Linked DNA regions of Homo sapiens: all the other regions are linked to region 1. Evidence: chromatin loops called from intact Hi-C (ENCODE). Cell type or tissue: Calu3. All regions are shown on one strand. Each heading gives the region's core, and the rest is flanking DNA. Links, peaks and the distances in the headings are about the cores only.

Region 1 (8,219 bases), core at 1,194-6,193:
TTTGAACAGTAGTGGAAATGGGCAATCACCCACTTGTTAAAGACCTGTGTAAACCAGCTAAAGGATTTCTGAATTTTTAATAAACTATGTTTCCTTACTTACATTTTATCAGGCTTAACACTGAGCACATTTTACCTCGAGATATTGAATATTATCTGCTTACCTTTCTTGGACATCTCTCTAGTTCGTGGGTGTTTCTTTGTTAACTTCCTGAACATTTCCTGGCCTTCGATGTTTGTTTCCAACTTACTCTGCACCATCTTACACCTATTTTGAGGTCTGCTGGCTTCTACTAGGTTTCAAGTAACTAATTTCAGAAACTACTTTATGTTGAAGTTTTCATGGATTCCGGTAGATTCAAATTTCATGTTCTCAGATAGTATATCCCTAGAAAGAAATTTCGTGGTGATGATGCTTCAGGCAAAAAATGGCAAAAGTTTCAGAAGCCAGAGCAGGCCAGTGGAGAAGACCATTTTGGGCAGGTCACTTTCACCTTGCATAAGTGGCTCTCCACACTGCCCATGCTTTTTGGTATTTCCTGCATTAAACCAGGGAAAATTTAGCAGGTCAAGGGGAAATTTATTGCCAAATATTTTTTGAAGATAATTTTAAGACTAGATAGAGTCTAACAGAGTTGGACTCTGTTTCTTGGTACGAACTTGTGTTTATTTCCTGTTAGGAGGGGAACCTGTGCCATTCTCTCTTCCGTATTTGCTTATACCTATTTGTAAGTCCATTCAATTTGGACATGAGGACTTCTGGCTACATCTAAAGATATTCTTTAATTTTTCATTGTGGAATAATACAGGATTTTAAATGGCTAATTCTGGTAACTCAAAAGATATTTAAAACTTTTATGGGTGATGAAGAGTGGAGATGTTTTCAGCTTTTTCCATAATAAGCTGTTATGAGAACAGTCTTAGGAAGATTTATTCATGGTCCAAAAGACCATTGATTAGCAGATGTGAGAGCAGTGGAGTATATTTTATGGCTTAAAGGATTATGCTAACATGAATAATCACATACAACTTACTCCAAGAAGTTTCATTTATATCTTTCACAGAATCATAAATTCAGCAGAAATTTTGACAAGTCATTTAGTTTCTCCTCCACTTTTAAACAGGATACTTTCCTCCAACCCCCATATGTTGTTTCCCAAGCAATAGTGCCATGAAATATTGTGCAAGAAAGGCAAGCTTCCATGGTTACAAAATTCGACAAACTGATCCTCTTGGAAATAATATCATAGACCCTGGAAGTTGTACCCAGACTACAGTACCTAAAGAATAGCTACAATACAAAATACAACAATAACAATATACAAAAAATAAAAAATAAGTACATAAGAGATTCAGATATGCAGCTGATTGGGAACCATTGGTTTGATCATAGGATGCCATCCCAGGGAACTGGGGGATGTGGTGTTGAGGGCCCTGACCACCTGGGAAGGTAGATAGGACAGCATCTATCTACTATGGGCGGTAGGCAATCTTCAAATACAGGAGGTAAAAGAGGGAAGGAATCGACAAATGACTATTTTATTTACACAATGAGGTAATTCAGGCACATTCAATACTGAAAAAGAAACTCTCTAAAACATATCTCTGAACAAATTCAGTCATGACTATGTGTTGCATTTATTATTTTAAGTAGTACAGTTAGTGTTCTGCAAAAATATTTATGATGGTTGCATTGCTATAGCCTGTTTTCAGCAAAAAGTATAATTCTGTATCAATGATGAAATAGCACCTCAACAAAATAATGATAATGATCCCATACTATGCACTGGTACCTCTAATTTCTTTATGAACTGAAAGTTATTTTACTCATGTGTAGGTAAACCAGAGGAAGAATTAGGTAAATTAAGTGGATTAATTTCTCCTAGGAGTATTTTAGTAGTGACTGAAGGAGCCAGTTTTATATTCTGAAGGATGTAGACTTTGGATAAAAGCTTGAAGGTCAAGTGGAATTTGGATAGACTGAGAAGAAATGGAACACAAATTACATATGGGGAAAATAAGTGTAAAGTGTGAAGTTGAAAAATGAGTTTGTAATGTATAAAGAAGAGTGGAAAAAAAAAGAATTCCCAAATAACCATGTATTTAGGATTCTCTGCCTCTTTCTCGCAGTGTTCCTCAGGAAGAGTTGTGTCTAAGTTGTGTCTTTGAAAAGAACTAGAAACTCTCAAACACTGTATTTCCAAACTTAAACAATAGCATTAATTTTGATCAGTGTCAGAAAAAAAATAAGTCCACCTATGATATGTCAAAAGCAACTCTTCTGCCAGGCAGGCAAGGCTCTACAGGACAAGATCCCATTTTACCAAGCCAAGATGGCTACCACTTCTCTCCATGATGAACTCTGTTCCCATGGAACAACTCTTTTTCCATCCCTTATACACTTTATGTTCATTTTTTCCTCCAAATCTTAGCTCATGTCATTTTCTTACTGAAAATATTCTCTACTGTTTTCGTTGCTTATTAAAGCCCCTTGGGGGCTCAAGTGAAGTTTTATGTTATCATTTTCATTATTAACATATCGAGTCTTAGGCTGTGCAAGGCCTGGGTACTTCTCGATATAGGAAGGACACTTCTTGATATTACACACACAGTCTAGTTAATTCCTCAGAAAATAGTATTATTTCCTTGCTTTAAAAATTATTGTCTAGGCCAGGTTCAGTGGCTCACACTTGTAATCCCAGGACTTTGGGAGGCTAAAGTGGGAGGAGCCCTTGACCCCAGGACGGGAGTTTGAGATCAGCCTGGGAACCATAGAGAGATACTGTCTCTACAAATAATAATAATAAAAAAAATTAGCTAGGTGTTGTGGCGTGTGCCATGGTCCCAGCTAGTCGGGAGGCTAAGTTGGGAGGATCACCTGAGCCTAGGAGGTCGAGGATGCAGTGAGCACTGATCACATCGCTGCACTCCAGCCTGGGCAACAGAGTGAGACCCTATCTCAAAAAAATTCTCTAAAACCAAGTAAAGCAGCATTTTATTGTTTTATATTCTTGTATTATTATTATATTTTCTGACCATTAGTTGCATCTTTTCTCTGTCCAGAAAATGATAGATACCCTCCCTAAGTCTAGATAACATGGTAAACCTCTGTTGTCCTACCTCATAATGCTGGGTTTGTAGTAGATGTTCAGTGAATACTTGAGTTAACACACAAGCATCCATTGATTCAGCATGGGACCCTGAGGAAATCTCTTATACAATAGCTATATCTTGATGGATAGGCAAGTTTGGGAAAAGTAAGCATCTCAGCATATAATAAATATACAGGACCCCCCATTCATAATATGCTTTCGAGTCCGATATCCTATTGCTCCTACAACAAGCATGAGTGACAGGTAAGAAGGAGACTGCCCATTTTACAGATGAAGTGGTTGCAGTTCAGAAAGTTTAAATGATTTGCTCAAGATCAGAGGGTGGGTATCACAGCTGGACTCCAACCTTCATCTTATGATTCTGAAGCTAAGGTGGAGGACAGGACTGGACAGCCAGTTGGGCGGGGGCAATCTTTGGGGAGGAGAGAGTTTACCAGAACAAGAGGCAGTCAAAGGGGAATCAGGAGTTTGAAAGGTAAAGATAAACTTTCACCTGGGGTAGGTCTTGGGATGTGGTGCATCTGGCAGCCAAAGATTTCTCCTACAGCTTTCTAACCATCTCAGGGAGAAGGATTTGGAATGAACATTAGCACATGACTGTCCTCAAACTGTGTGTAGGAGACTGTAGTTTCAGCCAACTGGCCACTGAAAGGGTCACTAGCCTTCCTCTGTAAGCTGTAAGTTGGCAGTTAGAAAGGGGTTAAATTCATGTCTTTTGCGAAGGTGAATTACATGGTTAGATATGTGCCGATCACCCTGTCACCGCCTGTGGGGCACACAACTCTGTGTTCCACTTGCTGTCTCATATAATGCCCGAAATTGTTGCCTAGAGAGCTGAACAGTGACATCTGTTGGTTCGATTTGAAATAGGCAAGTTCAAAAGAGAAACAGCCACACTAGTATTTCTTCCCCTTTCAAAACAAATAGGAACAATCATGACAAAGGAATGACCCTTCCAAAGGAAGTTTTAACATCAGCAGCATACTTTATCTGAAGAACAACACACGACTCCAAGTTTCAGGATGAGGGATATCATGTGACTTTTATTTTTGCAGAAAGCCCATCAAAGACTTTGTGTAAACCTTTTAAAACTCCAATTCAAAAGAAACAGTACTAAGACCTGTGTATCTGAGAAATTCCTCAATGCTCAAGATTTCATCCAGAAGCATAAATGAGCAAATAGAAAGTATGGATTTGGGGCAGTGGTGAGAAATAATGAAATTGCTTTCTGCTCTAGGAAACTTGAGAAACAAACCTTCCTGTGGATGTGCCTGTGAGTTACAACCCAGCTTGAATCCTTTCTAAATAGCTCCAAATTTCAAGATCACTTTGACAATCACCTAGCTCTTAGCTTCAATTAATTAAGTGTCCATGTTCCTTTGTACTGAATGCTCTATTTCTTTCCTTACAAAACTCTAAACCTCATTGAATGTACAATGGAAATGATTTTCTGGGAAATCTGGATAATCAAAAAATACTATATTCTGACAAGTTATATATATACATATGTAAATTTTTTATATATTATATATAATTTATATACATAAATTATATATATATAGTGTGTGTGTGTGTATGTGTGCACACTCCATACAATATCATTTCCTGCTCAGACCTTTACAAAAATTGCTAAGAAACAGTAAATTGCACAGTTTGGCCTTCAACCTTTTAATCACCCCAAGGAGAAAAGAAGTGGCTCAAAGAGTAGCATGAGAAAACAGAGGAGAAAATGAAGGCTTGGATAATCTGCCAACCGAATAACTGAGTAATGACATAATTGGATCATTGAAAAAAATGTTAAAATTTTTACCAGTTATTAATTAGAGAATCATGCATGACCCTGGGAACTTGCTTTTTGTTTTAAAACAGGAGCCACGATTATGAAATGGTTCAAGCTGGCTTATTCAGGTCTGCTGAGATCTCTACTGGTTTGCTTTTCAGATCCCTCGTGGTTCGAGAACAGAATGGCGTTAAATCACACTGCCCTGCCTCAGGACGAGCGCCTGCCCCATTACCTTCGAGATGGGGATCCTTTTGCTTCCAAACTTTCTTGGGAAGCGGATTTAGTGGCTGGCTTTTACCTAACAATAATTGGTAAGCTTCCTTAATTCTTCTGTGCAAAGGCTGCATTTAGAAAATTCATGGGCTGATATGTTAATTTTGTGAAAGGATTCTGATACTTAAGTGGATAGTTTAGTGGAGGCGAAGAGTGGGGAAAGGCAGAAGATGGAATGGCATTATGGCATTCAATAAATGTTTCCTAGAAATGACTCTTTATTATCATTATTATTAGGAATAAAATTCCATTGATAATCCAAGAACTCTTACAGCAAAATTATTTATCCATTTCATTTTGGTTACTTTGGGAGTAGATTTACTTTCTGAATACCAAAATTAATGATAATGATATTTTATTTAAACAGAGTGCTTTTTAAATAATGTTTTTGACATAATCATAAGTTTTAGGTTGAGAATGGGCCTTAAAAATAATCTAGGTCAGTCTCCTGTTCTCACAACTGTGCAAAACTCAATTGTGCTATTGTGCTATAGTACTATAGTAATGGCAGAAACACTGAGTTTACTTCACCTAAAAGTAAAGTCGCATCAAAATAGCTAAGCCATTTTGGTGACAGTTGAAAAATGTGTTGGTGATAAATGGAAGAAAGTCCGGGGTCAAAAGATTTTTGTGCATAATTGACGAAAGGGTGCACCTGCTTCTAGACTGCATGATCTCATTCATTCAGTAGCCACATGTGGCTTTTCCAAATTGAAAGTTGCTGTAGTGTAAATACTCACCAGATACTGAAGGCTCAGTACAACAAAAAGTGGTATAAAATATCTCATTAATAATTTTTAAAAATTAAATACATGTTGAACATACAACATTTTAGGTATGTTAAGCTAAATAAAATATATTATTAAAATTAATTTACTGTAAATTTTAAATTTATAAATTAAATTTTTACTTTGTAAATTTTTACTTTGTTTAATGTGGCTACCAGAAAATTTTAGAATCCATATGTGGCTCGCATTTCTGGCTTACATTACATTTATACTGGATAGCACTAATCTAGACAGTTAGGATTTAATTTAACCACCTATTTAAATTTAAGAAAAGAAACCATACTTTTCTTAAATTTAAAATTGTTGTTTTAACTTTGGGTGACCAGTGTGAAGGTGGGTTATGTCTTTAGGTTTGTTTGCCTTTAATTTTTTCAGATGTTGGGTCAAACTTGCTCTCTCTCTCTTTTCTCTTTGTTTCTATCTTTCTCTTCCACCCTTCTTCCCTTCCTCCCTTTCTCTCTTTTTCTCCCTCTCTCATCTATTTATTACTGGCTAAGAATTTCATTTAACCTCCTGAAAGTAGCAAAACTCATTAGAAAATACTTGATATCCCTCTATGGTCAGTACTTGAGGCAAAAGGAACTCATGTGATTCAACCAAATTCTGCTGTAAAGTGATTCCCTGGGTCTTTGTCTTTATTGTTGTTAGTGTTTTACTAGTTTAAATTCTGTTTCTTATAAATGAGTCCCCATCTCTTTTCAACATAAATATATATTGAGCGCCCACTCTTTGCCACTGTTTTAAGTTGCTGGGAATAGAGCAGAGAATAAAATGGGCAAACATTCTGCTGGAACAGAAACTGTCTTATCTCTGTAAAATCCACATTGCATTTTTATTAAACTTAAGTACTTTCAATTAACAGAAAAGGCAGAAAAATAAGCAACTTGATCAATTGTATTTAGCATAGCTCCATCACTTTCAAGGAATGAATTAAAAAAGTAACATCAATAACCTGACAAATCTCTCCAGACAACACAAAACAGAGAGGCCTATCAGTCCATTCCCAATCTTAAGCAGGGAGGATTGCAGGAGGATTGCAACCAGGGTGAGGAAATCAGGAGAATTTCCCACCTGATACACATGGAGTTGGAAGGAAAGTCCACAATCATATTCCAGTGGGTTTGCTGAGATGGAGCCAGAAAAACAGGTTGAAAAAGAGTCCCTGGACAGGGGGAGCTTCAGGAGGATCAGGGCACTAGGAGGTGGAGCCAATGGTATGTTAGAGAACAGTCACGCAGGGTGAGGAGAGGGGTCGACTGGAGGGGTTTGGACTCACCCTAGATCCACTTCTTGGACTTGGCCGTGTGTCTGGTTTTCACTCTCCTAGAATAGGCTAGTGTAGATGTTGCAAGATTCCTTTTTTTTTTGGACATAGAGTCTCACTCTGTCACCCAGGTTGGAGTGCAGTGGTGCGATCTCGGCTCACTGCAACCTCCATCTCCCAAGTTCAAGCAATTCTTGTGCCTCAACCTCCTGAGTAGCTGGGGCTACAGGTGTGCACCACCATGCTTGGCTAATTTTTGTGTTTTTTAGTAGAGACGGGGTTTCGCCATGTTGGCCAGGCTGGTATTGAACTCCTGGCCTCAAGTGATTTGCCCACCTCAGCCTCCCAAAGTGTTGGGATTACAGGCGTGAGCCACCGCGCCTGGCCAAGATGTGTGTGTCCAGATTGCTTTTAAGGAGCCAGAGTGGAATAAACATTCTTGGTGGGCTTTGTTAAATACTAGAAGTCTTAAGAGACAATGGAAAGATAACAATATAAATCTGAGTTTGAAATACAGGAGACATAAATTACAAACCCATTTTCTACCTTCCACACTTTTACTATTATTGTAAATACTGAGTTTATTAACAGTTAATATATATGATATTTTTGTATCCATAAATGATATAGGATTTGATAATCTAAAAGTGTCCCCACTTTGGTCTTTATCTTCTTAATCTGGTTGTCTTTTCAGTAATATTAAGAATAAATTTGCTTTTTCCTGACACTCATCTATAACATATATATATTGCTTGTTAGAATAATTTACATGCAATGAATAGAGAGGTGACTATTTTTTGATAATGCTTTGGGCACTGGGTGAAACCTTATGAAGCAGGGTCAGTAAAGAAAATTTAAGGAAGGAAAAGTAAGAAAACAAATATTTTCAAAAGAGATGTAGACAGATGAAAGGTGTTTCAATGAGCCTTGTGTATCAAACGAAAATGGATACTTGTTTTTACTCTTTTTGGATACAAAGTAGGTGGCATTAAGTTTATA
Region 2 (8,219 bases), core at 1,533-6,532, 88 kb before region 1:
GAGCGTGTAGTCCCAGCTACTCAGGAGACTGAGGCAGGGAAATTGCTTGAACCCGGGAGGCAGAGGTTGCAGTGAGCCAAGATTGCACCACTGCACTCCAGCCTGGCAACAGAGCCAGTTGGGATGTAGAGATAGTAATGCTTTCTCTGCCTTCTCCATTAGATTATGACAAAGAACAAATGCAATTTTGTAGGTAAAAACGCAAAGCACTTAAGGTATCGCCCAATCATATGCCACAGGATTATGTTTCTATTATTTATAATAACACAACTAGTATCTGTAGCCACAGTACCAGCAGCCACATTTTTACTTAGTTTACCAGTGTTAGGTGAGATGTGCAAAGAACTCCAAGTCATGGAACCTTCTATCAAGATGAAAACCTCTTACCTTTGCAATTGTGATATGAAAGGTAAATACTCCAAAGTGTCACAGGACCATACATGATTCATTGACCAAAAGTTGTATATACCAGTAGTCTTCAAACTTTTAGGATTAGTAAAACACAGTGAGTACATATCCCCAGATGTGTTCATTATTAACCTAAAAAGTGTTACATACATTATGAAACCTAAGAGTAAAAAAGGGTGAGAACAAAGAAATGTAAGTAGAAGTGCCAATGTATCTTCACGGATCCCAATGGGCCCTTGAGCACACCGTCCTCCAACCCTGAGGGGTGGTTTGAGGTCTGTGTGTGACAAAGAATACGGCATCTGCAGGGAAGGGGGAAGCCACCCTGAGCTGGAGGACTTTGGCATATATGAATTGTGAACACAGAACTTCTATAAGGCCTTGGAAGGTGAATAATATTTTGTATAGCAGAAATAAGAAGAGGGCCTGTATTCAGCAGGCAAGACTTAGAGAAAAGGACAGGATGACCTAGTTAGGGAAGAAGAATTTCATGGACTGTTGCTATGTTGTATAGTACTTTTTTCTTTGAGACGGGGTGTCATTCTGTCGCCAAGGCTGGAGTGCACTGGCGTGATCTCAGCTCACTGCAACTTCTGCCTCCTGGGTTCAAGCGATTCTCCTGCCTCAGCCTCTCGAGTAGCTGGGGTTACAGGTGCCCAACACCACGCCCGGCTAATTTTTGTATTTTTAGTAGAGAGGGGGTTTCACTATGTTTACCAGCCTGTTCCCGAACTCCTGACCTCAAGTGATCCACTCGCCTTGGCCTCCCAAAGTGCTGGGATTACATACAGGCATGAGCCACCATGTCCAGTTGTATAGTACTTTTTTTCCTCTAGAAAAGGTGATTTGAATAATTGACAAATTGTGAGAAGTGATTACGGAAGTGCTCCATAAAAATAATGCCAAAGCTAGGGCAGGTGCGGTGGCTCATGCCTGTAATCCCAGCACTTTAGGAGGCCGAGGCAGGCAGATCATGAGGTCAGGAGATTAAGACCATCTTGGCTAACATGGTGAAACCCTGTCTCTACTAAAAATACAAAAATATTAGCCAAGCATGGTGGCACACGCCTGTAATCCCAGCTACTCGGGAGGCTAAGGCAGGAGAATTGCTTGAACCCGGGAGGCGGAGGTTGCAGTGAGCCGAGATGGCCCCACTGCACTGCAGCCTGGATAACAGAGTGAGACTGAATCTCAAGAAAAAAAAAATAGAAGCTATGTCGAGGAATTCTCAAACTTGTGGCAAACTGCATTTCTCAGGCATTGGGTCCATATTTAAGGCCCTGAAAGTGAGTATCCTATGCCATCTCCACCTCTCTTTTCTCTTCCCATCTTTCCACCTTTTCCAAGACTACTCCACCAGAGGTCACTGATGCCACCATATCCCTCCAACAGAACCTAGCTGCTAACACAGTACCTGGCCACAATATCTGCCAGGCCCAAGCATACGTGTTATCTTCTTATGATCTTCTAATTCTTAACTTCTTTTGTTAAATATCCAGATAAGAGAAGCCTTAAAGGGTTGAGTAGCCTCTGCAAAAAGGAGCTCCAGAATATCAGAGGTAAAGCTTTCATATTCATTTTTGTATTTAAAAGTTTAACAAGATAACAATCTTGGAGTTTCTGGCATATGGAGTGTTGCTAACACTCTCACCTTAACACTTTGCAGTGTGGATTTCCCAGAAGTGATGGGTGCCTCTTAAACAGTTGAGATTCTTTCTGGAATATGGGGATGCAAAGAGATGCAAGTGGAGTTACATGAATTTAGAGGAGAGTGACAAGGTGGCTGGCGTTGGAGGGTGAATCTCAAACCACATAGTAGGAGAGCAGGTGATGAAAGAAATGAGAGAAGTCTTAGGTTCCCATGACATCTCACTTGTTCTCTATGACTCCAATCAGTTGGCCCACATCCAAAGTGTAAAAACTCCAGGGAAACAAATTCTGATCCTACACAAAGAACTGCTCAAGAGGGGCCAGCTGCCATGGTACTGAAGTGGCTTAAGTGGGCTTGGGGCCTGCACAGGGTTGCTGTAGAGAAGATTCAGTCATTGGACAGCAGGCTGGACTATAACAGGGTCGTTAACTTATCTTCTATTCCTGTGACTTAGAAACATTGTTTTGTTATGCAAAGAATGAGGGCCATGAACTGTTTTGAGGGAGGGAAAAACTGCCGCTCAATTTTTTAAAAAACTTTTAAATGGCAGCAAAAGGAGATTCAGGGTTGGCCCAAGGAATACACCCAAAACAAGCAAGGAGGTGATCTAGAGCCTCCCATGCCAGTGTCTGCTAGGGTCCACATCTCCTGTCATGGACTGGGGCTTCAGGGGATCTGCATGGAGAGAGGCTAATTGATGGGGCTGGGCACCCTGTGGCCCTGAGAGCAGTGTTGCCCCATCCTCGTTCTTTGCCTTCCCATTCTCTCTCTGTTGATTTCTTCAGCCCTCCTCTTCTCTTCTCTTTCTTCCCTCTCTTTTCCTGTTCCCTTTTGCCTTACTCTTACCTAACCTTTGGTCTTGTTTTTAGTCTTTGGTCTCCATACTTGGGAGTCTGCTGGTTTCTCTGTACCCTTTTCAGCTTTAAAAAAAAAAAGACCCAAAGTTTAATGCAAATGACATTAATAAATGTCTAAAGCAATGGTTCTCAACTTGGGCTACACATTAAAATAAACTGGGAAGCTTCAAAAAATGGGGTTGCCTCGGTCACACCCCTGGAGATTCTCATTTGATTGGTCTGGAGTGTGGCTTGGATTTGGGGGTTTTGAAAGCTCCCCGGGTGATTCTAATGTACATTCAAGGTTGAGGGTCATTCATCTAAAGACTCCCTGAAGTGTTCTGGCATTGAAAATATTTGTCTCCAACAAGCATCCCTGATGTAAGTACTCTCCTCTTTCACTTTGGTCTGCCGTGGTGCTCTCAGGAGAGAGTCCTGACTCTCTCAATCCCTTCCAATTTAGCTTTGCTCCTTTCCTTACGTGTTTCAGAATTGATCCATTCAGGTCATCATAGAGAAATTCTGCTTTTCAGTGTCATAAAATCCTAGTCATTTCTTCCACTTCTCTTTGTGGTTTTATGTGACTGATAAGTCAAAATAATATCCAGCATTTTATGAGTAGTTGTCGATTGTCTGATTCAGTGGTGTTGTTGGCTGTACCTTAGAAACACCTAAGAAGCTTTAAAAATATACCACTTCAGGGCATGGTGGCTCACGCCTATAATCCCAGCACTTTGGGAGGCTGAGGTGTGCAGATTGCCTGAGGTCAGGAGTTTGAGACCATCCTGGCTAACATGGTGAAACCCCATCTCTACTAAAAATACAAAAATTAGCCAGGTGTGGTGGTACATGCCTGTAGTCCCAGCTACTCGGGAGGCTGAGGCAGGAGAATCACTTGAACTTGGGAGGTGGAGGAGTTGCAGTGAGCCCGAGATCGCACCACTGCACTCCAGCCTGGGTGACAGAGGGAGATTCCGTCTAAAAAAACACACACACACACTTTCCAGGCCGTACTCAAGAAAAATTAAATTAGAAACTCTTGGAGGTAGGGCCTAAGCATTCTTTAAAGCTCCACAGTGATTCTAACGTGCTATCTGGGTTAACAATCACTGGCCTAGGTACTAGGTAAATTTATCCTAATTTCTTGCACTTCTCCCTTCATTTCTTGCTCACTAACTTTAGGTCACTGCCTGCAATTAGTTTTATCAACCCTGCTCAGAGGACAGAAGTAGGTGTTTCATCTGTGCTCTTCTCTTCTGCTTTGTAGGCCTCTAATCCCTAGGTAGCAATCTTCTGTAGTCCAGATTCAACTCCCCTCCTCATGGCACCTGCTTGGGTAGTATCAGTCCTGCTTCCCAAACCCAGCATAATAAATTTGCTTGTCTGTGTTCATTTTATATCTGAAGTGATGAATTAGCCTATGTTTATGTGGTAGTAATTCTACCAGTGAGTTAATGTATTACCTATCTTAGGCAACACATTTCTAAAAAACGAGGACATCCTCTGGACACAGGTGCATTACAAGGGCTTGGCTTTAACGCTGAGGATTTCAGCAGACCAGCTGAGAAAGAGTTATTTGAGATCTTGGAGCCATTTTGCTGTCTCTCTCTCTCCATGCCACTCAATGTCTTCTCCACTGTCCAACACCCTCCCAAATTAGGGTCTCCTTCAGTAGGCAGAGCCAGGCCAGGCCAAGGAGGAGGAGGATCTCTCACAGCAGTCAGTTCCTATGTTGTCAGCAGTTCCAATATAAAAAAGGAGAGAAGGGAGCCGGGCACAGTGGCTCATGCCTGTAATCCCAGCACTTTGGGAGGCCGAGGTGGGCAGATCACGAGGCTGGGTGTGGTGGTGGATGCCTGTAGTCTCAGCTAGTCGGGAGGCTGAGGCAGGAGAAACGCTTGAACCTGGGAGGCAGAGGTTGCAGTGATCCGAGATTGCGCCACTGCACTCCAGCCTAGACGACAGAGTGAGACTCTGTCTCAAGGAAAAAAAAAACAACAGAAGGAGAGGAGAGGAATAAAGTGAAGGAATAAAAGAAATTGCTGTGGATCACAATTCCCTAGATGCTTTGAATAATTGTGATAATTGAAAACAGACTAATAATGATATTTAATAAATGCAATTTTACTTTGTCTTCAACAGAATGCTTCTTCTGAATTATCTTGTCATCCCATCAAAGGCCCAAGTTAACAAACCAGGCTACATCCCTAACCTAGGAGGTGAGTGCAAAGCAAGGGGTTCCCATATATGTCATATATGTGACATTTCTTTTAAAATTGCAATTTGATTAATTATAATTAGAAATGATTTTTTCTTCATTAAAAGGATTCTACTATACAGTCTATTCTCACCTAGCTATGGTTGGAAATATATTCACACTTCAAATTCTTAAGCTACTGAAATTTTTTTTGTCCCTGAAAATTAAGCAGGCGTGTCTGAAAATGCTTTTAAATTAGCCTGGGTGATTTTTAGATGGGAGTGAGGAGAGCTGCCTGCTTTACTTAGCTGCTCCCTCTCTTCAATCTTCTCTCTAGTTCTCTATCCCAGGACATCCTATATGATATCAGCAGTATCCCCAGATTTCCCATTGTGGCCCCTTTCTTTTCCCTAGCCTGAAAAGATCAAGGTATTATGATAAATAATAGCTGTGAGAGGCCTCAGGGATGATGGAGACGTTTATTTACATTTGAGATCTCAGAGATAGACAAAGATATATAGAAAAATAGAAGTGGAGAAAGGAGCCACAGGGAGAAACAGAAATTCAGATACACAAAGACAGAGGGACATGGTGGCTCACGACTAGAAGAGAGCCACCTAGACACAAGGACATGTGCAGACACAAGTCTTCCAATCCTGTGTCTCGATGTCCCTCTGGATCTAGAGACAGAAAAGAGAGGAAGACAGAGGAACCCACATCGAGATACCCACATTCATAGGGAGACAGAGACAGAGAGATGCACGGAGAGGATAAGAGATGCATTGGGAGATCGAGAGAAATGCAGAAAAAAAAAAAACCCAGAGAGATGGACTCACAGAGACACATACAGCATGACAGAGACAGAAACAGAGATAGATGCACTCAGCTATGTAGAGAGGGCCTCCCACCCCTCATCCCAACACATCCAGGCTCCAGCAGCCTTTGTGGCTTTCTGTAGCAGTCCAGGGCCTTGTATAAAAAGTGGGTCTTTTCCAAGAAGTGTTACACTGAAAAGGAGGTGGCCCAGCTTAGAGAAAGACAAGGTGTGTAATTCAGCATTTGTTGGCAACAGAAAAGACTGTTCTCTGGATTCCAAAGTGGCTTAAAGGGAGGAGACTCTCCATCGGCCATAAGGGATGTACCCAAATGGGCTCATTGTTCAAGACAGTGAGCTTATAATGCAGATGTTGTAAAGCCTATGAATCTTGCTACCTGTACATTAAAGCTGTGATCTTCTGTTCTTGACAGGGTTGTATATTTCAGGAATGGCAGAGCCCAAAGGAGAAATGTGCTCATTCCTGTCTTCTTGCTTCTGGAGAATATGTAGGAAGCTCACACATGTGGTGCTGATGGAGGAGGGCGTGATGTGCAGAAAGGATGAAAGGCTCCTCTGTCTAAGCTGTTCTGTGCTACTAAACATTTCTCGTCCATCAACTGTACATAGCTACATATGTCATGCTGGGCAGCCACAGCAAACAAAAAGACAAAGGGGGCCACAACCGTGGTTTTTGTTGGGGCTTCCATCTCTATGCTGTTGGGTCACATTTGTCTTCAGAAAGCAACCTCTGTCTCATCTTGGAAAAGGCGGCCTGAGATTTCACCTGGCTGGATTCTGTGTGTTGCTGAGGGAGGAGCCTCATGAATAGTCACAAAGAGTTGGGCTGACTCTAAGTAGGACATTGCAGATTATTTTTTTTTTTCAAAAGGAATCCACTGCCAGTATATCCACTTTTTCAAATTTAAATAGATTGGATTGTCAACTTGGTTTAGGCTTAGATACAACTTCCTTGGCCATGAACCAAGGGGAAAAGCATAGAGCTTTTGAGACAGAAAGATGACCATTTTCAGTTAAGGAGATGGAAGTCTGGAGTTGTGAGTCAATGCTAATCGAGGACTGAGCCAGAGGTAGAAACCCAAGTGTGCTGGCTCCCAGCCCTGTACTTCCTCTTCAAGACCATATAGACACTGAAAGATCTTCTGCCTACACTGACAATGTAAGGTCAATCCTCACCAACAATATGCTTTTTTGATACCTGGGATTGGAGAGAGGAAATATCACATTTCCAATTCAGAGCTGCTCTTTTTCTTAACCTGTATGTAAACAAATTCAACATTCAAACCAGGTGTTACCTGATAGAACAGTATTGTAGGTAGAAGCTCTTTGAGGAAAAAAAAAAAACCTCTTTACAAAGCAAGGACATAGATGACTGCAGCAGCATCTAACTAGTGGATGAAGGCAAAGGGGCAATGGGCAGCCTTTAATTATCCCAACAAGAAGTCAGTATTGATGACGTTTCATTACAAAGGAGAAAGTGGGGCTCACCTTAGGTATGAGTGCAGTCCCTTCCTTCCTTCCTTCCTTCCTTCCTTCCTTCCTTCCTTCCTTCCTTCCTTCCTTCCTTCCTTCCTTCCTTCCTTCTTCCCTCCCTCCCTCCCTCTCTCTCTCTCTTTCTCCCTTTCTCTTTCTTTCTTTTTTTCTCCCTCTCTCTCTTTCTTTCTTTCTTTGTTTCTTATTACAAATAATCTTCCTATAAGTAGGAAAGTTTGAGCAGACAAAAAGCATCAATCTGAAGTTAAAAAAAATGCATCAACCTGGAGAAATAGTCATTTTTCAAATGGCATTGCTTATCTTGGGACAACAAAAGCATCCTTCACAAATAAAGTCAGAGAGTGGTTTTAATTTACCATTTACCAATAGATTTGTATGTTCTTTTCAAGAGAAGGGGTGAGATAGACATAGTCCTGGTTTTCCTCAATGCAGGCTTAGGTACAAAGAGATGTCACTTACCCAGAGTCCATATATTGAAGTGAAAATGGAATTTCATGAAGCAAATATAGTTATAGGATGGTAACTCTGGACAAATTTTATAAAAGATGAACTCCAATTGCTTCATTTCACAGATAACAGCTCTGAGCACTAGGGAGAGAGGGAGGGATTGGCCTAGCATTTGCTTTGTGTCTTGAGCAGTCACATCTATTATGGAAGTACTCACTACTCAGCTATACTCACTCCCTGAGACAGGATGGTTGGAAAGAAACCCCACCTTAGCTTCATCATTAACCAAGAAACCCCAAGGATGCTTAGAGAAAAACTCTGGAATTATTTGGGAATTCCTGGAAGAAGCTA
Region 3 (8,219 bases), core at 349-5,348, 150 kb before region 1:
CCATGTAAGGAAAATAAATTCACAAATAGATATCAGTATTTTTTGTATAGAGTCAATAGTTTTTTTCTGTCATGAAAGGTGTGGCTATTTTGCAACTATTGGATGGTATTATTTCCTATCAGGTTCCAAGTGTTTCTTACTGACTACATTTCAGTTCCCTTTAAAAGTGTGTGAATAAAGTTATTGAAAGTAAAACTACATTTTAAGTGCATTGAGAAACTTTTTTTTTTTTTTATTCCAGTCAGGGTCCTTCTCTATTACCCTGGCTAGAGTGCCGTGGTGCGACCTCAGCTAACTACAACCTCTGCCTCCTGGGCTCCAGCAATCCTCCTGCATCAGCCTCTTGAGTAGTTGGGACTACAGGTGCATGCCACCACACCCACCTAATTTTTTTTTGTTTGTTTTGTTTTTGATACTGGGTTTCACCATGTTGCCTGGGCTGGTCTTGAACTCCTGAGTTAAAGCAATCCGCGCTGCTCCCCTCGGCCTCCCAGAGTGCTTGGATTACAGGCATTAGCCACCATGCCCAATGAGTAACAATTCTTTAATAAAATCACATGTTAACTTTTCATGGTAGAGTGGATTTTTAGAGATATTCCTAAACATTAACTGAACAGAATGTAAACGATGTGACGGAGTGATGACATTTTTACTGTCTTTTCCTCCCTTGAGACTCATTAAAAACAGTAAGTACAATGAAAAAGATTTGATATTAATAGATTAAAAAGCAGATTTAAGATAAAAACATTGCTTTTCAGATGAAATAAGGAAGCTACAATTTATAATAGTAAAAATACCTTCCAAATGTTTTGGAGGGAGCAACCTGAAATCTGATATAAACTTTCCCAGACTTTGTGCCAGATGCAGATTTCTCTGAAAGGCTCATCTGATCATTGTAGGCTCAAATCCTGTACAGAAGGATAGCTGGGGAATGTGGAGCTGAAAGAGAAGCCTCACTAACTGTAAGCCCTAATAATTGGAAGTCTGAAAACCAAGGAGAAGGAGACATGCTCTTAGGGAAGACAGATGTAATGAGAGAATATTTTGGCTAACAATTTATAGCTCTTCTTCCTTGCTGTGCTATTCATCAAATAACTGACACCATGGAAACGTGAGTAATCAGACACAAGTATCTTTATGGATACCTGTGTTTTATATAACAAAAAAAAAGTTGTCCAGAAGAAAACCTTGATTAAAATCCTTTATGTCCCAGGAGGAAAAAAATGGCATGATATGTAACACCAAGACATCTGTTAAGTTATGGAACTTTAAAGAATGAATACTGACTCAAAGAAGAAGTTGAAATTTTTAATTGACTAAACACACCGTAAGTGAATTTGAAACGTATTTAAGGCTCTACAACTGAGAAAGACAGCAAGGCCAGATGATGGCTGTGTTTTAATTGGTCTTTAAGCTACTCAAACTGTAGAAAAAGATGGAAAGCCACCCAATTTATTTTATGAATCCAGCATAACTTTAAACCTGATCATCATAAACCAAATCTCACAGGGAGAGATTTCATATCAGGAAATTTATCAATCTCAATGCATGATATGAAATTATAAGAGAAAAATAAAATGTTCACTTTGATAAAAGGAAGGGGTTTCCTGTACTGGGTATGGTGGTGAAGAACACAGTAACAAAATGGTACCACTGTCTTGATGCGTGCCTAGCAGTTCTAGTCACCGTCACCACTGCGTTTACACTAGCAGTGCAAATCTCAACACAATGAGAAAAGCAACTAGCATCTTCGTATTATCATGAAAGTTGTTTTGACCTTGTGGACCACACTTTGAGAACCACTGACCTAAAATGACCTAGTATGGTCTTTAGCATGTAGTAGACAATCAGTAAATGTTTAGTGGATGAATAAGTGACAAAAGGGGAGGTATTCTCTCTACCCCTTGTCTTTACCGTCTCCTACCTTTTCTTCCTTCCTCAAATATTCAAGTATAATATCTCCTCAAGACTAACCACTATCATGCCGATTGCTATAAAACAGACATTCTTCCAGGGACTGCATTAGGCTCTTAAAATGTATTTAACAAATTTTATATACTGGACTTTAGATGGTCAGTTTACCCTACATTTTATAGTAAACTTACCTTTAAAAGTAGGCATCGCGTCAAACATAGCTAATGTTTATATTGTGCTTACCACATACCAAGTGCTATTCCAAGTAATTGCTATCTAATTTACCTGTCTATCCTATCTAATCATCTCAACAATCCTGCGTGCTAGGAGGTATTATACTCCACACACGGGAAAGAGGCTAAGGAAGGTTAAGCAACTTGGCCAAGGCCACTGAGCTAATAAGGCCTGGAGCTGAACTCAGCCCAAGAAACCGAGTTTTGAAGCCTGTGCTTTTGCTCATAAGCTTTATTGCCTCTCTACATAGATAATATATAGGAAAGAAGGAGCCTGCCTGGGGAATATTAATTTCTTCTAGTCTAGTCTTACTTCTTTCACTCTTTGTGATCCTTTATATTAAGTCTGTCAACATTTTTCCACCAGTAAGAGACTAAATGTAAAGTCTATTTTCAGGGATCTCATAGTTTTTAGATTTCTCTGTGATGTGGTCACACAAGATTTTGGGAAACGTTCTTCATTTCTTAGTGTACATCTTTGCAAACTTAAATGGTTTTCATGGCTTTTCAGCAAAAACACAATAAACAACCTTACGTAGCTTCCATAAAGAAATTAAATGGGCCAGGCACGGTGGCTCATGCCTGAAATCTCAGTACTTTGGGAGGCTGAGGTGGGAGGATTGCTTGAGCTTAGAGCCCAGTCTGGGCAATATAAGGAGACCTTGTTTCTACTAAAAACAAAACAAAAACAAAAACTAACTGGGTGTGTTGGTGTGCATCTATAGTCTCAGCTACTTGGGAGGCTGAGGCGGGAGGATCGCTTGAGCCCAGGAGGTTGAGGCTGCAGATCGCGCCACTGCACTCCAGCCTGGGCAAGAAAATGAGGCCCTGTCTTTCAAAAAAAAAGAAAAAAGGAAAAAAACAAAATTAAATGACCACTAGATGGCAGTCAAATAAAGCTCAGCTTATATGTGTCTTGAAACCATAAACAGGTAGCAGCTGCAAATAAAATCAGAGAGGGCTCCAACCTTCACCCAGAACTGGGACACAACCAACCCTACTTCCCTAGCCTGATTACTTCCCCAAGCTAAGTGCCACATGATAGGGTAAAAAGAGTTGGGGCCTTGGAATCGAACTGATCTCGCTCTGAAAACTGGCTCTAAAAATGAGTAGCTGTGTGAACTTGGCAAATCACTCAAGTCTTATCCCTTTCCTTATCTAAAGAGACATAAAAACTTTGTTTTGCCAGAATTTAAACCCTTTCCTTCTTGCCGTTTACTCAGGGAAGAGGGAGAAAGGAGGCCCTGAGTTCTGGGAGAACAAGTCAGACAGCAGCAACAAAACCATCTTGCTCTTGTTTGTCATTTCTGTTGGATGTTGACGCCTTGAGGGCTCCTTTGACCCCAGGTTGCTGCAGTGAGTCCTGAACCTTTTCTCACATGTGTTATTTGCCACTTCCTGTCCTTGATTCTCTGGTGGCACCTCCCGTTCCTCCATTTTGTCCTGCAATGTGCTCCTACCACAACCAGGCCAAAGAGAAAGCAAATCCCATTTATGGTTGCTTATGTAACCAGCTCATATAATAGTTTTGTAGTGAGCTTTGTGCTCCAGGCTTCTTAAGGAGTTTCTGGTAGGGCATCTCTGGTTTTGCCACTTCTGTCTTTTTCCTATGTGAAGTCTAGTATAATTCATATAGAGTTGGAGTCTGCCAGTACAGTCCAGAGCCAGTGGTCAGTGGAGAGAGTCTATGGTGCCACGACCATGCCTGAAAAAGTGAATCCATTTTCTGCCCAAATTCTAAGCAGGAAATGACTTTTCTCTCCAAAATGGGGTTAAAATGTCCATATTGTGGTGATGATGTGACTGTAGGGTCACAGAAGCAGAGAATAGTCCTACCCCAGAAGGAACGTGGTCACCTGAAAGACTTCAGAAGTGAAACATGCTATATAGGAGGACAGAGCAAGACAACATCACACAGATCTTTCCACTGACAAAATAGCCAGCCATCTGCAGTATGCTTTAGGGAAAAGCAAAACCTTTCATGGATATCAGTAAGTCTTGACCCAGGGCTTAGACAGTATTTTGAACAAGTGACAAAACTAGTGATTATGATTCTTAATAGTGATAAAAATCCTGGAGTATGAGAAAAACAACATAGTATACATAAAAGTATTCAGGGACCGTTTCCTTAGTCTCACCAAGATTATCACCAGTTCCATGGAGAGAGAGGGAGAAGTAGAGAATGAAATAAAATAATGTATATTCGTTTTAGTCTATTGAATTTGTGAATGTATGTGTAATGCAAAAATGCCTTTATGTTTGTTTATCTTGATCTGAACCTGTGTTCTTACTGAGGCAAGAAAAAAATTGCCATTCAAAGGCTACATTCTCATCTGGCTTATTAATTAATTGATTATTTTTTTTGTACGTGTATGAGATGGAGTCTCACTCTGTTGCCCAGGCTGGAGTGCAGTGGCATGATCTCAGCTCACTACGTCTGCCTCCCGGCTCAAGTGTTTCTTGTGCCTCAGCCTCCCAAGTAGCTAGACTATAGGCATGTGCCACCATGCCCTGCTAATTTTTGTATTTTTAGTAGAGACATGGTTTTGCAATGTTGGCCAGACTGGTCTCAAAAACTCCTGACCTCAAGTGGTCTGCCCGCATTGGCTTCCCAAAGTGCTGGGATTACAGGCATGAGCCACCATGCCCAGCTGTCATCTGGTTTAAATTATAAATCACTGCATATACAAAATAAGTAGCAATCAACATAAAATTCCCTTGGGCTGTTTCTCCTCACTCAGGGATCTGCCTTTGTTCTTAGTGTGGTGTCTGTGTGTGCAAGAAGTGGATACATCCTCTAGGGAGCAGGAGGAGACAAGACTCCGTGTTTCTGAGCCTCTTGCTCTCCTCTGCCCCTTTCCTCCCTAGTTGAGTATTGATGTGAGAAGACATCTCACCTCTTGCCTGGCCCTTGCTCTTGCTCTCTGTGTCGGAACTTCTCTTGTTCAGAACCAGAAGGGCTCTGGATTAGCTTTCTATTGCCGCTGTAATTATCACACAAATTTAGTGGTGCAAAAACAATAGACATGTATTATTTTATATGCTGGAGGTCAGAAGTCTGACATGAATCTCACTGGGCTAAAATTAAGGCTTCCAAAGGAAGCTCTAGGGGGAAAATTCCTTTCCTTGCCTTTTCCAGCTTCTTTAGGCTGCTGGCAATTCTTAGCTCATGGCCCCCTTTCCCCATTTTCAAAGCCACCTGTAGAGGGTTGAGCCCTTCTTAAACTGCAGTCCTCCATCCTTCATGCATAATCACCTCTCCCTGATTCTGTCTCCCTCTCCACTCTTAAAAACCCTTGTGATTACATTTGGCCCACCTGTCTGAAGGCTCTTAATCACATTAGCAAAATCCCTTTTGCCGTGTAAGGTAATGTATTCACAGATTCCTGGGACTAGAATGTGTGTATATATCTAGGTGGCAGTGGTGGTGGTGGGGATTATTCTGCCAGCCACAGGCTCTCTGCTTCCTGTCAGATTGAAATGTTCCTATATTCTAGCCTTCTTTTCCCTATGCTGTGGTATTCACCCTTCCCTTCTTTATGGCAGTAAAGGAAGGCTTCAGACAAAGGATTCAGCTTACCAGTGAGTGAAAGTACTTTTTAGGTGGGGGGTGTTTTAAAAAATCATCCCCAGAATAAATAGTGACTTGCCCAGGGAGTTTTGAGGGGCATTGATGAATACAGTGAAAAGGAAACACTTTACCCTGGGAATAATTCACCATTCCAACAACTAGACTCTTAAAATTAGCTAGACAACTAATTTCATGGTAGATAATGACACTGGAAAGAGGAAGATAATAAGATCCCCTGCTGATCAAATCTGAGCCTGAAGCCTATTTAGTGACTAAGATAAGAAATGAGGTTATCGACTACTTAAACAACAAAGCTGAGGAAAACTGGGTGGTGGACAAAGAAGAGAAAATATAAATTAAAAATTTGAGGGTGAATTTTAGAACTTTAGAAGTAAGTTTTCCTGATGGCTGAGAATTCAAACCAACATACTTTCCTGTCCTTGTGATAAACAATACTGGTACTGGACATTCTTTCCTGTCCCAAGTGAAATACCAAAAGCAAACAAAAATAGATTAGGTACTTGCTCTCCAGGAAATATTTGCTCTTGGAAGATAAAATTCTGAATAAAACAAAATAGCTTATTAAGGGAGAAGACTACCCCTCATATTGTCTTATGCCCAATTTCTGCCTCCAAAGAAAGAAGAAGTAAAAACTAAAAGACAGAAATGAAATCCACAGGCAGAGAGCCCAGCGCCGCACCCTGGGCCTGGTTAAAGATTGACCCCTGACCTAACTGGTTATGTTGTCTATAGATTCCAGACATTGTATGGAAAAGCACTGTGAAAATCCCTGTCCTGTTCTGTTCCATTCTGATTACCAGTGCATGCAGCCCCCAGTCACGTACCCCCTGTTTGCTCAATCAATCACGACCCTCTCACGCAAACCCCCTTAGAGTTGTAAGCCCTTAAAAGGGACAGGAATTGCTCACTCGGGCAGCTCCGTTTTTAGAGACGTGAGTCTTGCCGAAGCTCCTGGCCTAATAAAGCCCTTCCTTCTTTAACTTGGTGTCTGAGGGGTTTTGTCTGTGGCTTGTCCTGCTACATTTCTTGGTTCCCTGACCGGGAAGCGAGGTGATTAACAGACTTCGAGGCAGCCCCTTAGGAGGCTTAGGTCTGCCCTGTGGAACATCCCTGTGGGGGACTCCAGCCAGCTTGAGCAACACGAATCCTGAGAGCGCTCGCGGGTAGGCAATTGCCCTAGTGGAACAGCTCACCAGAGCAGTGCCTGGCAGGCCCCCGTGGAGGATCAACGCAGTGGCTGAACACCGGGAAGGAACTGGCACTAGGAGTCTGGACATCTGAAACTTGGTAAGACTGGTCTTCGGAACTCGCCCACTCCATTTGAGTGGAAGCGTGGCCTGATCACCCATGGCAGCCTGTACCTGCGCTTTGGTTTTTGTTTTTGACTTGACTTGGATTGCTTGATACTTGGGTTTTGGTTTTGACCTGGCTTGGATTTCTTTTTTTATTTTATTTTATTTTTTTATTATACTTTAAGTTCTACGGTACATGTACACAACGTGCAGGTTTTTTACATATGTATACATGTGCCATGTTGGTGTGCTGCACCCATTAACTCATCATTTACATTAGGTATATCTCCTAATGCTATCCCCTCCCCCGACCCTATGACAGGCCCGGTGTGTGGTGTTCCCTACCCTGTGTCCAAGTGTTCTCATTGTTCAATTCCCACCTATGAGTGACAACATACAGTGTTTGGTTTTCTGTCCTTGTGATAGTTTGCTCAGAATGATGGTTTCCAGCTTCATCCATGTCCCTACAAAGGACATGAACTCATCCTTTTTATGGCTGCATAGTATTCCATGGTGTATATGTGCCACATTTTCTTAATCCAGTCTATCATTGATGGACATTTGGCTTGGTTCCAAGTCTTTGCTATTGTGAATAGTGCCACAATAAACATAAGTGTGCATGTGTCTTTATAGCAGCATGATTTATAATCCTTTGTATATATACCCAGTAATGGGATGGCTGGGTCAAATGGTATTTCTAGTTCTAGATCTTTGAGGAATCGCCACAGTCTTCCACAATGGTTGAACTAGTTTACAATCCCACCAACAGTGCAAAAGTGTTCCGATTTCTCCACATCCTCTTCAGCACCCATTGTTTCCTGACTTTTTAATGATCTCCATTCTAACTGGTGTGAGATGGTATCTCATTGTGGTTTTGATTTGCATTTCTCTGATGGCCAGTGATGATGAGCGTTTTTTCATGTGTCTGTTGGCTGCATAAGTGTCTTCTGAGAAGTGTCTGTTCATATCCTTTGCCCACTTTTTGATGGGGTTGTTTGTTTTTTTCTTGTAAATTTGTTTAAGTTCTTTGTAGATTCTGGATATTAGCCCTTTGTCAGACAGGTAGATTGTAAAAATTTTCTCCCATTCTGTAGGTTGCCTGTTCACTCTGATGGTAGTTTCTTTTGCTGTGCAGAAGCTCTTTAGTTTAATTAGATCCCATTTGTCAATTTTGGCTTTTGTTGCCAT
Region 4 (8,219 bases), core at 1,731-6,730, 130 kb before region 1:
CAGGAAGCATTATTAAATATAAAATGATGTTTGGCTTTCTTTGGTCTAAAAACTAATAAAAATAGGTGCTAAAGGAAATTTATCAGTAAGAAGGCACCAAGGACTATAAAGTCCACTGCTGATGTCCCCACATTTAAAACAAAATGTCAGTTTCTTAGAAATTATATACTTGGTTTATCTTCCACTTTCCTTTCCCTCAAAACTAAAAGTCTTTTAGCACAGTTACCACCAATAGAATTTCCAGTAAACCAGCCTGAAGATTACCTTCTCATCAAAGGGTGGAAAAAAGGAAAACTCAAGCCAGCCTGGGAAGGACCCTACCTTGTGCTGCTAACCACTGAGACTGCTGTTCGTATAGTGAACAAGTGATGGATTCATCACACCCGAGTCAAAGCACCACTCCCTCCAGAGTCGTAGGCCACAGTCCTAGGGGAAAACCCTACCAAACTAAAGCTAAGAAAAGTTTAACTCCTTCATCTATTCTATTAGTCTTTCTTCTTTCCTCGCTCTATTGCTGACTAGTTATTAACATAACCAAGTCAATTTCACCTCAAACTATTGCATTTAATGCTTGCCTTGTTATACTCTGTGGGAACTTGCCAAGTCAAAGACAGCTCTCTACTTCAGAAAAGTACCTCTGTCCCTCCTGACTCTCCTCAGACTGGGCATTAGTAAACTGGGACCATTTAATCCAGGGAGATTTCAATAAAGACCCCAGTGACAATGAGGAGTCTTGCCCCACAATGTAGAGCTTTTATGCTATAGTTGGTCCAATGTTCTGTGGACCACTAAAGAGCAAGGATGGACTGCCCCAACCAGTTTTTGTCATTTCCTAATATCATACCTTCATTTTATAGAGGATCATAGAAATTAAAGACTTAAAACAAACTTTGGTAATTAAGACAGGATACCAAGATACAAATGCCTGGTTGGAATGGATCAAATATTCTGTCCACATGTTAAACAAAAGCAATTGTTATGCTTGTGCACATGGCAGGCCAGAGACCCAGATTTTCCCCTTTCCACTAAGGTGGTCCTCCTGTTGACCAGGTGTGGGCTGCATGTTAGTTCTTTTCCAGGATTGTACAGCCTGGAGTAATAAGTCATGCCAAGCTTTCTCTGCTATATCCCGAAGTCTGGCACCCTGCAGGTCAGTCCCCGAGGGCCATCCAGCTTCTGTCTCCCAACACTAAGTTTGCTTTGTGTCTCTCACGACAGGGAGGAAACTTAGCATTCCTTGGAGACCTGAAAGGATGCAGTGAGCTTGAGAATTTTCAAGAGCTTATCAATCAGTCAGCCCTTGTTCATCCCCCAGCGGATGTGTGGTGGTATTGTGGTAAACCTTTACTGGGCACTCTGCTGAATAACTGGAGTGTCACTTTTGCTTTAGTCCAATTGGCCGTCCCTTCCACCCTGGCATTTCATCAACCAGAGGGAGAGAAAATAAGACATCATAAAGCGAGAGAAGCCCCTTATGGGTCTTTCGACTCTCATATCTATTTAGATGCAATTGGAGTCCCATGGGGAATACCAGATCAATTTAAAGCTTGAAATCAAATAGCTGCAGGATTTGAGTCAATATTTTGGTGGGTGACAGTTAATAAAAATGTAGATTGGATAAACTACATCTATTACAACCAATAGCAATGAGCTTTTCATGAGTTAAAAGAAAAACTAATGTCGGCCCCAGCCCTGGGGCTACCTGACCTGACAAAACCCTTTACACTCTATGTGTGAAATGGCAGTTGGAGTTTTAACCCAGACTGTGGGGCCCTGGCCAAGGCCAGGGGCCTATCTCTCAAAACAACTAGACGGGGTTTCCAAAGGCTGGCCCCCATGTCTAAGGCTGGCAGCAACAGCCCTGTTAGCACAAGAAGCAGATAAACTAACCCTTGGGCAAAACCTGAATATAAAGGCCCCCCATGCTGTGGTAACTTTGATGAATACCAAATGACATCATTGGCTAACAAATGTTAGATTAACCAAGTACCAAAGCTTGCTATGTGAAAATCCCCGCATAACCACTGAAGTTTGCAGCACCCTAAACCCTGCCACCTTGCTGCTGGTATCAGAGAGCCCAGTTAAACATAACTGTGTAGAGGTATTGGACTCAGTTTATTCTAGTGAGTCCAACCTCTGAGACCATCCTTGAACATCAGCAGACTGTGAGCTGTACGTGGACGGGAGCAGCTTCGCCAACCTCTGCAAAATGACTCTGAAGAAGACGACAAGCCCTGCTCCAGTCACACCCATAAGCTGACTAGTCCACGTATGACTGAAGCATGAGAAAACTCATCGTGGGCTCATTTTCCTTAAAATTTGGACTTGTACACTAAGGATTTCAACTGACCTTCCTCAGACTGAGGACTGTTCCCAGTGTGTACATCAAGCCACTGAGGTAGGACAAAAAGTTGCTACAGTCCTCTTATTTTATGGTTATTATAAGTGTACCAGGAGTCTAAAAAGAACTCATTTGTATAATGCTATTCTATACAAGGTATGTAGCCCAGGAAATGACCAACCTGATGTGTGTTATGACCCATCTGAGCCTCCCATGACCACAGTTTTTGAAACAAGATTAAGGACTGAGGACTGGTGGGGGCTCATAAATGATATGAGTTAAGTGTTAGCCAAAACAGAAGAAAAAGGGGTGCCCAGACAAGTCACCTTGAAATTTGATGCCTGTACTGTCATTAATAATAATAAGTTAGGAATAGGATGTGGTTCTCTTAATAAGGAAAGAGGCTATATGGCAGAAAATAAGTACATTTGTCCTGAATTAGGACTGTGTGAAAATGAATGTGTACTGGTCTTGTGTCATTTAGGCTACTTGGATAAAAAATGAAAAGGATCCTGTTCACCTTCAAAAAGGGAAAAGTGGCCCTTCCTGTATCAGTGGTCAGTGTAACCCCTGAGTTATTACTAAATAACCAACCCCCTTGATCCTCGCTAGAAAAAAGGGGAGCGTGTAACCCTAGGAATCGATGGGGCTGGACTGGATCCTCGAGTAAATATCATGGTTTGAGGAGAAGTTTATAAATGCGCTCCTGAACCGGTATTTCAAACCTTCTATGATGAACTGAATGTGCCAGTACCAGAAATTCCAGGAAAAACAAGAAATTTGTTTTTGCAATTAGCCAAGCATGTAGCCCAGTCTCTCAATGTCACTTCATGTTATGTATGTGGAGGAACTGTAATGGGAGATCAAAGACCATGGGAAGCCCAAGAAGTATTACCTACAGACCCAGTTCCTGATGAATTCCCGGCTCAAAAAGCCTAAATCATAGACAATACCGTATAGCATGAGTGGGGAAGGACTTCACCCTTCCTGTAGGAAGACTCAGCTGCCTTGGGCAAAAACCATATAATAGCACTACAAAAACAGCCACCTGGTGGAGTTCAAACCACACTGAGAAAAATCCTTTAGTAAATTTCCAAAGTTGCAAACAATGTGGACCCACCTGGAGTCCCATCGGGACTAGACAGCCTCCACTGGATTATACCGGATATGTGGGCATAGAGCCTATGCCAAGTTACTTGACCAATAGGCAGGTAGTTGTATTATTGGCACCATTAAACCATCCTTTTTCCTACTGCCCATAAAAACAGGTGAGCTCCTAGGCTTCCCTGTCTATGCTTCCTGAGAAAAGAGAAGCATAGTTATAGGTGACTGGAAAGATGACGAGCGGCCCCCTGAAAGAATCATATAGTACTATGGGTCTGCCACTTGAGCACAAGATGGTTCATAAGGATACTGAACCCCCATTTATATGCTCAACCGAATCATACAGTTACAAGCTGTCTTAGAAATAATCACTAATAAAACTGGCAGAGCTTTAACTGTTTTAGCCTGGCAAGAAACTCAGATGAGAAATGCTATCTATAAAAATAGACTAGCCCTAGACTACTTGCTAACAGCTGAAAGAGAGGTCTATGGAAAGTTTAACCTGACCAATTGCTGTCTGCACATAGATGACCAAGGGCAAGTAGTTAAAGATGTAGTTAAACATATAACAAAGCTGGCACATGTGCCCATGCAGGAGTGGCATAGGTTTAATCCTAGGTCCATGTTTGGAAAATGGTTTCCAGCAGTAGGAGGATTTAAAACTCCTATAATAAAAATTATAATAGTAATAGGAACCTGCTTGTTGCTTCCCTGTGTGCTGCGTTTACTCCTTCAAGTAATAAAAAGTTTTGTTACTACCTTAGTCCATCAAAATACTTCAGCACAAGTGTACTACATGAATCACTATCGATCTGTCTTGTAAGAAGACATGGGTAGTGAGGATGAAAGTGAGAACTCCCACTAATGAGTGAGGTTCTCAAAGGTGGGGGAATAATGGAGACTACACCTCATATTGTCTTATGCCCAATTTCTGCCTCCAAAGAAAGAAGAAGTAAAAACTAAAAGGCAGAAATGAAATCCACAGGCTGACAGCCCGGCGCCACACCCTGGGCCTGGTTAAAAATTGACCCCTGACCTAACCGGTTATGTTATCTATAGATTCTAGACATTGTATGGAAAAGCATTGTAGAAATCCCGTCTTGTTCTGTTCTGTTCTGATTACCAGTGCATGCAGCCCCCAGTCACATACCCTCTGCTTGCTCAATTGATCACAACCCTTTCATGTGGACCCCCTTAGAGTTGTAAGCCCTTAAAAGGGACAGGAATTGCTCACTCAGGCAGCTCAGTTTTTGGAGATGTGAGTCTTGCCAAAGCTCCTGGCTGAATAAAGCCCTTCCTTCTTTAACTCGGTGTTTGAGGGGTTTTGTCTGCAGCTTGCCCTGCTACATTATGATCAAGAGTAACAGCTTGCTTATCACAACTTGCTCAAGCCTTTGTCCATGCAGTGCACACTGATCCAAGCCATTATGTCATGAACTCTGCCCAACCCCAACTAGTTTCCTAGTTTTTAAGACTTGAAAACCCTGTGAATATCCTCCCTCGACTTCCTACTTCTGAAACTTACTAAGACTGCCCAGGTAGTGGCATCTCTTACTATGTACAATACATCTAACAGCCTTAACTTTGCTTGATCAATGGATTTTTCTGGTGGTCTTCTGGGCAGTTGACATGTTAAAAGTGAGATGTTTTTCTTATGTATGAAGAGCAACATTATGTATGTCATATCAAATTACCTTTGCATCTTGAATATTGGCTTAAATGTTAAAATTTCTCTGGATCCTTTCAAGAATCTTGGGTCTAGTAGACCTTGCATTATCCTTTACCCTTGGAAATTAAAGAAACCCACAGAAGTCTTATTTTCCATATGAGTCCTGTGGTAACCCTTTTCCTTCCTCCCTTTTCCCCTCCTCCATTCAGAAGGCAGAAGAAGATGAACAGAAGATTGATGAGAGTTTGAAGCCATGTTCACTCATGGATGGATGGATGGTTAAAGTAATTGTAACTATTAAATTCATTCAAAACCAAACAAACACTATTGTGTGTGTACAGCTCTTATTTTCCTGGGAGAGGGAGGCTAAAGAGACAATCCCAAAATGTTAAGCCATGAAAAACACAAGTGTGAACTGTGCAGGCCCATTTATACTTGGGTTTTCTTCTGCCTCTGCCACCCCTGAGATAGGAAGGCCAACCCCTCCTCTTCCTCCTCCTCAGCCTACTCAGTGTGAAGATAACAAAGATGAAGACCTTTATGATGATCCACTTCCACTTAGTGAATAGAAATATATTTTCTCTTCCTTTTAATTTTCTTAATAACATTTTCTTTTTTCTAGCTTACTTTATTGTAATAATACAGTATATAATATATATATACAGCATAGAAAATATGTGTTAATTGACTGTTACGTTGTTGGTAACGCTTCTGGTCTACAGCAGGCTATAAGTAGTTAAGTTTTGGAGAGAGTCAAAAGTTATATACAAATTTTTGACTGCATGTGGGGGCCGGCACCCCTAACCCCCATGTTGTTCAAGAGTCAACTGTGTAAATAATTATAAATAGAGATACATGAACTAAGGGAGTCAAACAGGGCACAGTAATTTAGGATTATGGAGTTGGTGGGTTGGAAGGATGGGGAGACCTCTTAGAGAGAATGGGCAGTGAAGGCCTCCATGGGAGGTACTGAAGCTAAGACCCGAGAGAGAAGCAAGGCTGGATTAGGGTGAGGCAGGTGGGGCCTATGACACAGCATTGAAGGAAGCCCTCAGTCTCAGGGTCACACGAGGCAAGATCCACACTTTCCTAAGGCTCTCTTTCCTCATGTTAGTTTTTATTGCACCCTGGAGAGGAGAAATAGCCAGTCGCACAAAGAATGTGGGGTGTGTGTGTGGAAGAAAGCAGTAAGGTGAGGGGCTGGGGAGAACGAGATATGCACAGTGATCCCAGGCAGAATAAACAGGCTATACACGGGCCCTGAGGTAGAAAGGCATTTGGTAAGTTTCAGGAGCTGATTGGAAGCCCTTATACTTGGTTGAGCATGGACAGAGGTAGAAAAGGCCCAGGAGGAGGGTGAAGAGGCAGGCAGGTCTTGCGTCAGGCGGGCCTTGCAGGCCACATGAGGCACACAGATCTTATCCTAAGTGTAATGAGAATAGTTTTTAATCTGTGACGCCATGTGACTGAATATATATTTACAAGATTTCTGAAAAACAGATTGAAAGGGGGTAAGGGTGAAAGCAGAGAGAACAATTAGAAAGTGTTTGTGTTAGTACAGGCCAGAGAGGAAGATGGTTGGGACTGGATGGAGATGTAGTTATGTGTCACTTAACAATGAGGATACTTTCTGAGAAATGTGTCATTGGAGATTTTGTCATCATGCAAACATCACAGAGTACACTTACACAAACCTGGATGGTATAGCCTACTACACACTCAGGTTGTATGATATAGCCTATGCTCCTAGGCTACAAACCTGTACGACATGTTACTGTACTGAATACTGTAGGCAACTGTAACACAATGATAACCATTTGTATATCTAAACAAATCCAAACATAGAAAACGTACAGTAAAAATAAGGTGTTATAATCTTATGGGACCACCAGTATATATGTAGTCTATTGACTGAAACATCGTTTTGTGGCTCATGACTGTATAAAGAAATGGACAGATGTGAGATATATTTTGAGGTAGAAACCACAGGACTTGCTGACGTGTGAATGTGGAGTTTAGAAGAGAAGTGTGGCCTGGACATCCAAGCTGTGGAAGTGGGTGAGCTCCTCCAGGGAAAGGGAGAGAGGAGAGAAGGGAGGAATGGGGTATGGAGGGGAGGAGGGATGAGGAGAAGGTCTAAGAAGCTCCAACACTTAGAATTCTGGTAGAGAAGAGATCATACAGGAAATAGTAAAATGAGGTACATACAAATTTAAGAAGAGTGGTGTTTCCTCAACCCAAATGTCTGTTGACAGATAAGTAGATAAGGAAAGGGTGACAGATATATAAATGGAATGTTATTCAGCCATAAAAAGAAGGGAACCCTGTCATATGTCACAATATGAATTAGTATTGAGGACATTATGCTAAGTGAAATGAGCCAGTCACAAAAGGATAACTACTGTATGATTCCACAAATATGAGTTATTTAAAGTAGTCAAATTCACAGAAACAGAAAGTAGAAAGGTGGTTGCCAGAGGTTGGGAGGAGGAGGAAGTGGGGAGTTGTTCAGTATTGCCTGAAAAAGTTCTAGAGACCTGTTACAAAACAATATGAATATACTTAATGCTACTGAACTGTACACTTAATTAACAGGGTAAATTTTGCATTATTTTTAAACCACAATTTAAAAAATAAAAATTAAAGAAGGAAATATTTCAAAAAAGAGAGAAATGGTTAACTGAATTGAGTGCTGCCGAGATGTCAAGCAAAATGAGGGCAGAGTTAATTATAGAACTGTTAAGATGGAGAACATTGGTGACCTTTATACAATTGGTTTCAATGGCATGAAGAGCATGAGAACAGCAAGGATAGAAGTGGAGACAGCTTGTGCGGACAGTTTTCAGAAGGTTTAGCCAGGAAGAGAGACTTGAGGCAGACTCAGTGAGAGGACAAAAAAACGAAGGAGACTTTTGTTTTGCTTTGTTTTGTCTGAGGAAGGAAGATACTTGAGCATATTTAAACATCAATAGCATTATCCATAGTAGAGGGAGAGATTGATGGTGCAGGAAACAGGAAGAAAATCTAAAGAAATGCAGCCCTTAAGAATGTCTGAGGAGATAGGGACAGAGCTCCTCTGAAGGGACTAATTTTGACAGGACGACA

Evidence for each region. Peaks named below come from ENCODE experiments on the same cell type or tissue, not always from the same donor. Only the 100,000 strongest peaks of a DNase experiment are listed, where the experiment ranks them.
Region 2: it touches region 1 in a loop (4-fold over the local background); 4 of 110 quality-filtered maps call a loop at or near these places.
Region 3: a loop joins it to region 1, with 14 times the contacts of the local background. A loop is called at or near these places in 87 of 110 quality-filtered maps.
Region 4: it touches region 1 in a loop (6-fold over the local background); 82 of 110 quality-filtered maps call a loop at or near these places.

What each region holds. Positions count from the first base shown.
Region 1 is chr6:47,776,991-47,785,209 of GRCh38, forward strand. It overlaps OPN5 (opsin 5), which reads left to right and starts at 5,042. Exons shown (of 7, transcript NM_181744.4): 1 at 5,042-5,206. The coding sequence starts at 5,077. In Calu3, for the core only: a CTCF peak has its summit at 3,952 (motif pointing left); a DNase peak (open chromatin) is centred at 3,891.
Region 2 is chr6:47,688,635-47,696,853 of GRCh38, forward strand. It overlaps the pseudogene ADGRF2P. Among named protein-coding and RNA genes, the nearest start is that of ADGRF4, 5.8 kb to the right of the region's middle. In Calu3, for the core only: no CTCF peak of the experiment used is centred there; no DNase peak of the experiment used is centred there.
Region 3 is chr6:47,628,457-47,636,675 of GRCh38, forward strand. No RefSeq gene overlaps it. Among named protein-coding and RNA genes, the nearest start is that of ADGRF4, 66 kb to the right of the region's middle. In Calu3, for the core only: no CTCF peak of the experiment used is centred there; no DNase peak of the experiment used is centred there.
Region 4 is chr6:47,643,351-47,651,569 of GRCh38, forward strand. No RefSeq gene overlaps it. Among named protein-coding and RNA genes, the nearest start is that of ADGRF4, 51 kb to the right of the region's middle. In Calu3, for the core only: no CTCF peak of the experiment used is centred there; a DNase peak (open chromatin) is centred at 4,451.